2 separate regions of the Homo sapiens genome follow, and region 2 is linked to region 1. The links are chromatin contacts, found by Hi-C or POLR2A ChIA-PET in ENCODE. All regions are on one chromosome and are shown on one strand. The core of a region is the stretch at or near the end of the contact, and the rest is flanking DNA. Distances in the headings are between cores, read along the strand shown. Region 1 has its middle 65 kb from the start of LINC01222. Region 2 has its middle 71 kb from the start of LINC00862.

Evidence for each region. Hi-C counts contacts between places; a loop is a spot of excess contacts on that map. ChIA-PET counts read pairs that join two places held with the same protein, here RNA polymerase II (POLR2A). Pooled maps may share reads with other maps.
Region 2: a loop to region 1 is called in a map with no recorded cell type, with 2.4 times the contacts of the local background. The contact joins two enhancer-like sites. A Hi-C loop is called at or near these places in 1 of 37 single-sample maps with no recorded cell type and 1 of 50 pooled maps. POLR2A ChIA-PET finds 5 or more read pairs at or near these places in 1 of 52 experiments (OCI-LY7).

What each region holds. Positions count from the first base shown.
Region 1 is chr1:199,082,138-199,085,219 of GRCh38, reverse strand. No RefSeq gene overlaps it. Among named protein-coding and RNA genes, the nearest start is that of LINC01222, 65 kb to the right of the region's middle. Within about 2 kb of position 1,404, at least 2 of the 41 ENCODE cell types and tissues checked have a DNase peak (open chromatin) inside an H3K27ac peak, as active enhancers do.
Region 2 is chr1:200,300,793-200,303,874 of GRCh38, reverse strand. No RefSeq gene overlaps it. Among named protein-coding and RNA genes, the nearest start is that of LINC00862, 71 kb to the left of the region's middle. RefSeq lists silencers at 1,169-1,386, 1,412-1,601. Within about 2 kb of position 1,519, at least 13 of the 41 ENCODE cell types and tissues checked have a DNase peak (open chromatin) inside an H3K27ac peak, as active enhancers do.

The DNA of each region.
Region 1 (3,082 bases), core at 155-2,654:
AGATCCCCCCATATTGCACATATTGTTTTATTGTCTTCTTTGTCATTCTTTCTTGTTCCCACTTCTCCCCTTCATCTTAGCATTAAGGTTTTCTAGCTAATCTCTCTCTGACTTAGTGATGAGGTTCATTGCTAACAGAGGGTCATGATCCCCATCCCAGATTTGTTTATCACCATAAGACTTGAAAAAAAACACCACTGATAAATGTACTCACAGCATTATATTCCTTTACAAAATACTCACCATAAAAATATTTAAACGTTGGATAAAATGTTGAAAGATCATTTTGTGTGCTTTCACTAGCTGACTGAGAGACAAAAGTCACTGAAGGAGGAAATTCCAAGTCTTGCTAAAGATCACTCTGTAAATAATAAATCTTTTCTTAAGTCAGAATACAGCATTCTATCCTTCATGAAAAATTCTTACCAAGTTAAAATTTGAAAATCATTTTGTGTGTAGCTTGACCTTCCTTGTGAATGTCATGACAGGCATCTATTACACTAAATTGATAGCTTGAAAAGTTCTGGATCAACATCAGGCAAACAAGAACAGGAATAGACTTTATGTAAGGGCTTGAAGGAGAGACCATCACAGTCTGGCCTACCCTTTCTCTCCCCAGCAGTTTTAATTACATAGTATAAATACATGACCACAGAATCTAAATACATGACCTGGTAGGAGCATTTCTGTGTAAAGTCTGTGGTCACAGGGACAGATGGCAAAGCTTCCAATTGCATCAGCTGTCTCCCTACTACTCAAGAAAAGGCGCATGTTTCTTGTAAAACAACATGCTTTCATCCTGCTGGGGCAGGGACTGAGGAATGAGTGGAAATCACTTTTCCTAGTTGTCACAGAGCCCCAAGAGTGATATAGGTAGACTTTTCACCCTCTTGTGCTTATTCTTAGCACCTCACAAGAATCAAAGTTCGACAACTTGGCAGCTTTGAAAAATGTCATAAGTTGCTTTTCAACTATATTTTCTTTTTCTATGTCTGAAGTGGAAGAAAAGTAGCTGGAAGTAAAATACTGCATTAAAATTTTTTTATACCTTAGTAAATTAATATATTCTACTTATATGGACATTTTAAAAATGAAATGATTACTAGGGAAAATATATGCTGAATCATCTTCAAAACATTTGCACTTGTATTTTTTCACATAGATACAAAACTAAAATAATTTAATATGGATTTGTTTAATACAAACTAAGAGCTGATGTGTTCAGAGATAACACTTGAAACAATGTCAAGGTTAGAGGACATAATCCAGATGTATGTCATCATTTACAAAGCCAAAGCCAAAATTATCTTGAAAATTACAAATTTGGTGGGTTATTTTTAGTGTCAGCCAAGAGGAAAACCCAGGGTTTGTACCATAACAGCAGTGCTTAGTTTTCATGAGTCTGGAATGTAGTCATCAACCCAGCTGAAAATAGGCAACAGCATCAGTGTGTGCTAGAACAGAGACTGCATTGCAGTTGGTGTGTGTGGACAAAGACTAATTCTTAGTATTGTTGGAAAGAGTGACTGCCACATCACAAACTGCTACTGTTCAAACTTCTCAGAAGCTGCATGCAAAATAAAATAAATAAAACAACTATCCAGCACAAACTTTACACAATACCACTTCAATTTCAATGGCATCCCATCATTTGACCAGGATAAATAGGTTTCATATTTGTAAGTATCCATATTTTTAGATTCAATCTATGAAACCAAATATTCTTTAACTAATGGGATAAGATGATGTCTTCTTAGAGAGGAAAAAAAAAAAAAAAAACAAAACACTTGAGCTCTTCTTCTTACCTGAGAGAGAGCTTTGGAAACTCTGGGACTAAACAAATGAAGACAGTACATTGATTTGTTTCTTGTGAAAGAAAAAGCCAGGGGAACTGCACAGCCACAGCATGGCTCATGAAAACCTTTAATCTATTATGGAACTAAGACGTGGTCTTGTTTTCTCCTCAAGCAGCTACAGTCAGTGAAGCTGGGACTCTATTTGCTAAGACAGGAGGAGATAATCTTGAGGGACTGAGTTGGCAATGATCAGAATTCTGTAGGACTCGAGGCCAGGTATGAACAGTGGAAACTGAAAATGCCTTTGACCATGATGCCACGTATACATTGAAGACCTCCTTACATTCTCCTTTCCCCTGGGAAGAGGGGAGGTCAGCCACACTCAGCTCTAACAAAGTCCTTTTGAAGCAGTTGGAGCTGAGGCTGTGGCCACTGACCAGCCCTGGCTATGATGATCAAGCCTGTTTTAAATACGCTAGTGTCTTGGAATTCCTGGTTGTTGGAGGTAAAACAATGATGTCATAGACATATAAAGAAATATGATAAATATAAAACAGGAATGATATGATTCTGTTTTGTATAAGTAAAAAAATAAATTTAAATTATGCGTAGCAAAAGAGAATATTCTAATTAAGAAAAAATAAAAGAAAATGAGAAAAGAAGAAACTCAGAAACTATAGATTGGCTTGCAATATACATATCCAAGTTTCTGCTTGGTGCTTTTCAGTACATTATGTCATTTAGCCTCTTAATTGTTGTCATACCTTTAATCTAATTACTAAGCTGATTTTCAGCAAATAAAAAACTCAGAAAGGTTAAACAAATTGCCCAAAGTAATAGACAGATAGATAAATATCATATAAGAAACATAAAACAAAAGCTATGAGTATCAGAAATGAAAGAGGAAAGTTGACTTCAAATGTCAAAAAAAAAGAGATACTAGAATTATTATGAATCAAAGATACTCCCAAGACATAGGGTAAGGAAAGAGTGACTATGTAAATTTACAAAGAGAGATTGAATTTGAAATTGGAAAATAGTTGGCAGAATGTTGAGGGAAAAACATGAAAATTCAAGGTATGACTTTCTAGAACACATAAACAAGGACTTTTCAGAAAACTTAACTATTGGTGTCATCCTCAGAAAAGCACCAGTCCTCAGGCCCAAGACATAGATGCTACATATGGTATCCCTTAAAATGAAAGAATCCTAAAAGTGGTAGTTATCTCCTAGTTAAATTCTCCAGTGCTTTTATTGAAGATCTACCTGAAATCTTACCCATTTAA
Region 2 (3,082 bases), core at 270-2,769, 1.2 Mb before region 1:
AGGACTTAGGGAGACACAGGACCACTGACCCCCTCTTGCATTCTCTCACCATTTAGTGTCTGCTGTGAGCTGGGCGCTCTGTAGTGTGTCTGTGCATATGTGCGTGGATGGGACAGGGATCTAGACATTGTAAAAAAGCTGCATTGTAAAGAACTCTTGGGCTCAGGCAATCTGCCCTTCTTGGCCTTTCAATGTGCTGGGATTACTGGCGTGAACCACTGCGCCCAGCCTGGAAAACCTCTTTTAACTACACATTTTATTTTCTGGTCACTAAAAAGTAACCTAAGACCAAAAAGGCAACAGACAAACCTAGAACACATTATAAGAAAATGCATTTTATAACTTTTTTAAAATGCATTTAGGACAACAAATTGGTGAAAATATAAGGAAGCACTGAAAACAATGCATATTTTCAGGCGCAATTTAAAATAAGGATCTCATTAAGATTCATGTCCCAAGAACATTTTTATTTCTAAAATAGGCTTGGTTCAGCTGAGGCTTTTTATGTATAATTTAACAACGGAAACCATAACAACAATAATGTATGGATAGGAAGAGTTTCTTCTCTTGAATGAACAAATTAGGTCATCATCAAGCAGTTTTATTTAATGGGAATCCCCCGTGAGGTATTCACATAGTGAGAAATAGTTCTTCTCCCTTTAGAGATGAACGCTGAAAAGAACATTCCACTCCATTTCACACAAGAGTGGAAGGGTGCAGTGAAAATTGGGAACGTGTTAATTCCTGACAGTGATGCTGGAGTGCGTCCGCCAATCCAGCTGTCAGCGCTGTTAGGAGCACGGCCGAGCCTGCAGCCACTACGTTCTGTACTTGTGCTAGGTCCGAGCGTTTGAAGAAAAGATAGCAGTTTCTCCCTTGCTCCCTGCTCCGTGGTTCCAGAGCAGGTCTCTGATTTGGAGCTTATTAATAGCTTTCCATAATAAGATCATCGATAAAATTCTGAGCACCCAGTGCATCTACAGTGTAAGAATTCTTACCAGTAGGGTGACAGCACAAAGGAAACTGAGGTTCTAATTTTGACTCCCCACGGGCGATAGGCATCTCCTCTTAAAAATCTGCGTGGTGCAGAAGGCTGGACTCGCGGTGCTGGGGATGACCTTGGAAACATCTCCAGCACCTTTCTCAGCAAGTCTAGATCTGCAACTGGGAGGGGAGGTTTTGCCGTTGATGGTGTGTGCAGCACCGGGGGAGGGAAATCCTGAGTTGAACTTCCTTCGGAGAGAGCCTAACCTTTCTACCAGGTCCCATGCTCCGGACAGGTATTCTTTGAATGTGTAAATTGAAGTCACGCTAAAAGTGACAATGCCGACCGGACTTGTGTACCTAATGGGATTTTGCAGTATAGACGAGGTTCTTTTAGGCAAGACTGTCAGGAGAGCGAACGCTCATTTTCGGTTTTGTTTTGCAAAGGCTTGCCACCCAGGGGGAGCTAACCTGCTCTGCCGGGGGTGCGGGGCCGGGCGCAGCCGCTCCGGGGCTCCCCCCTCCCGGGTCGCAGCAGCCGGGGGCGCGCGGAGCTGCGCCACGGTGAGGTTGCATCTCATGTTAATTGCTTTAACCTCTGGTAGTTTCAGCGGTTGTTGGCAGAAAGATTCGGGCTACAGTGCGTTATGGGATAAGGCTTCGGATCGTGCTCACCGGGGAAACAATGGGCTGGATTTTGAGGAAACCGACCCAAGACGTTCATTAGCCGCTTAGACACTCGGGGCCCTTTGCAAATATTAACATAGCCTGTGTATAAACTCCCAAGGGCAGGAGCTTCGTTGTTTGGTACGCGTTTTTTTTTTTAAATTAAAATAACGTAGTGCAGCGCCATGTTGAGTATTTAATAATTCCTTGAGAAAGTATTTTGGGGGAAAGGCTGATCAATAAAGAAAACGGAATTTCTTCCCCCCCGCCCCCGTCCCCGCATGCTTTTCTTCTGCATTTTACACTTACATGTATCTTAGAGAAAACCATACATAATATTTTAAAGAGCAACAAGGTGATCACCTTAAGTGATAAGAAACATGGCATTAGACTGAAAGCAGGGAGAGTTACCTCTAATAATAGCTCTCATTGAGTGCTTATTGCGTGTCAGGTACTCTGCACTGTCTCCTTTATTTAAATTAATTTAATTCTTTCCACTGCCTGGTGTGGTAGGCAGTGTTATCCCCACGTTGTGGGTGAGGGACTGTTTTCTCTACTGGCTGGCAGCAGAGGGTTCAGACCCTGTCTCTGGGGCCGGGTTTCTCCCCTCACCCCCTACAGGGCCTCAGATGGAGCCTGTGGCCAGCAGTAGCCTCAAGTATGGATCATAGCATCAGCAGCCTGCCTTTAAACCCAGCCTCCCCCACCTGAGCTGTGTGACTTTGACCAAGCTATTTAACCAGGGTTTCAGTTCATACATAGCTCCTGGGTTTGCTAGGAGATATAGAGCAATGTACACTGAGCCAGGGGATAGCAGGGGCTCAGTGAGTATTAGAAATGCACAATTGTTTTTGAGATGGGGTCTGGCTATATTGCCCAGGCTGGTCTCAAACTTCTGGGCTCACACAATTCTCCTGCCTCAGCTTCCTAAAGTGCTGGGATTACAGGTGTGAGCTGCGGTGCCCAGCCAGAAATGTAAAATTCATAGGAGTGTTACTTCTTTATCTCTCAGTAGCCGGTGACTTAGCCCACAACCTGCAAATGTGTTGTAAAAACAATACAGTGAAGACGCAGGAGAATTTAGGAGTTGAGCTTGAATCTGGAAAAGGTGCTACTGGGATACAAATCCTAGCTCTGCCTTGCTGGTTGCATGATGGAGAAGGTTAATTAACTGCTCGGTACCTCAGTTTCCTCCTACGTAACATAGAGACAATAATAGGGTTGTTATGAGACTAAGATGAGGGGATGATTAGGAACTACTGTACATGGGGCATGGCATCTAGTTAGGGAAAAATAATTGTGTCTGTTATTATCTTCTGCAGCTGTTAAAATGGTGCATTTTCTTTTCTGTATTTAAATGCTAATGGTTCCAGAAGAGAACCATTGTCTTTCTGTCTTAATATTCTCCTGTTCACACTTTGATTTATATTCT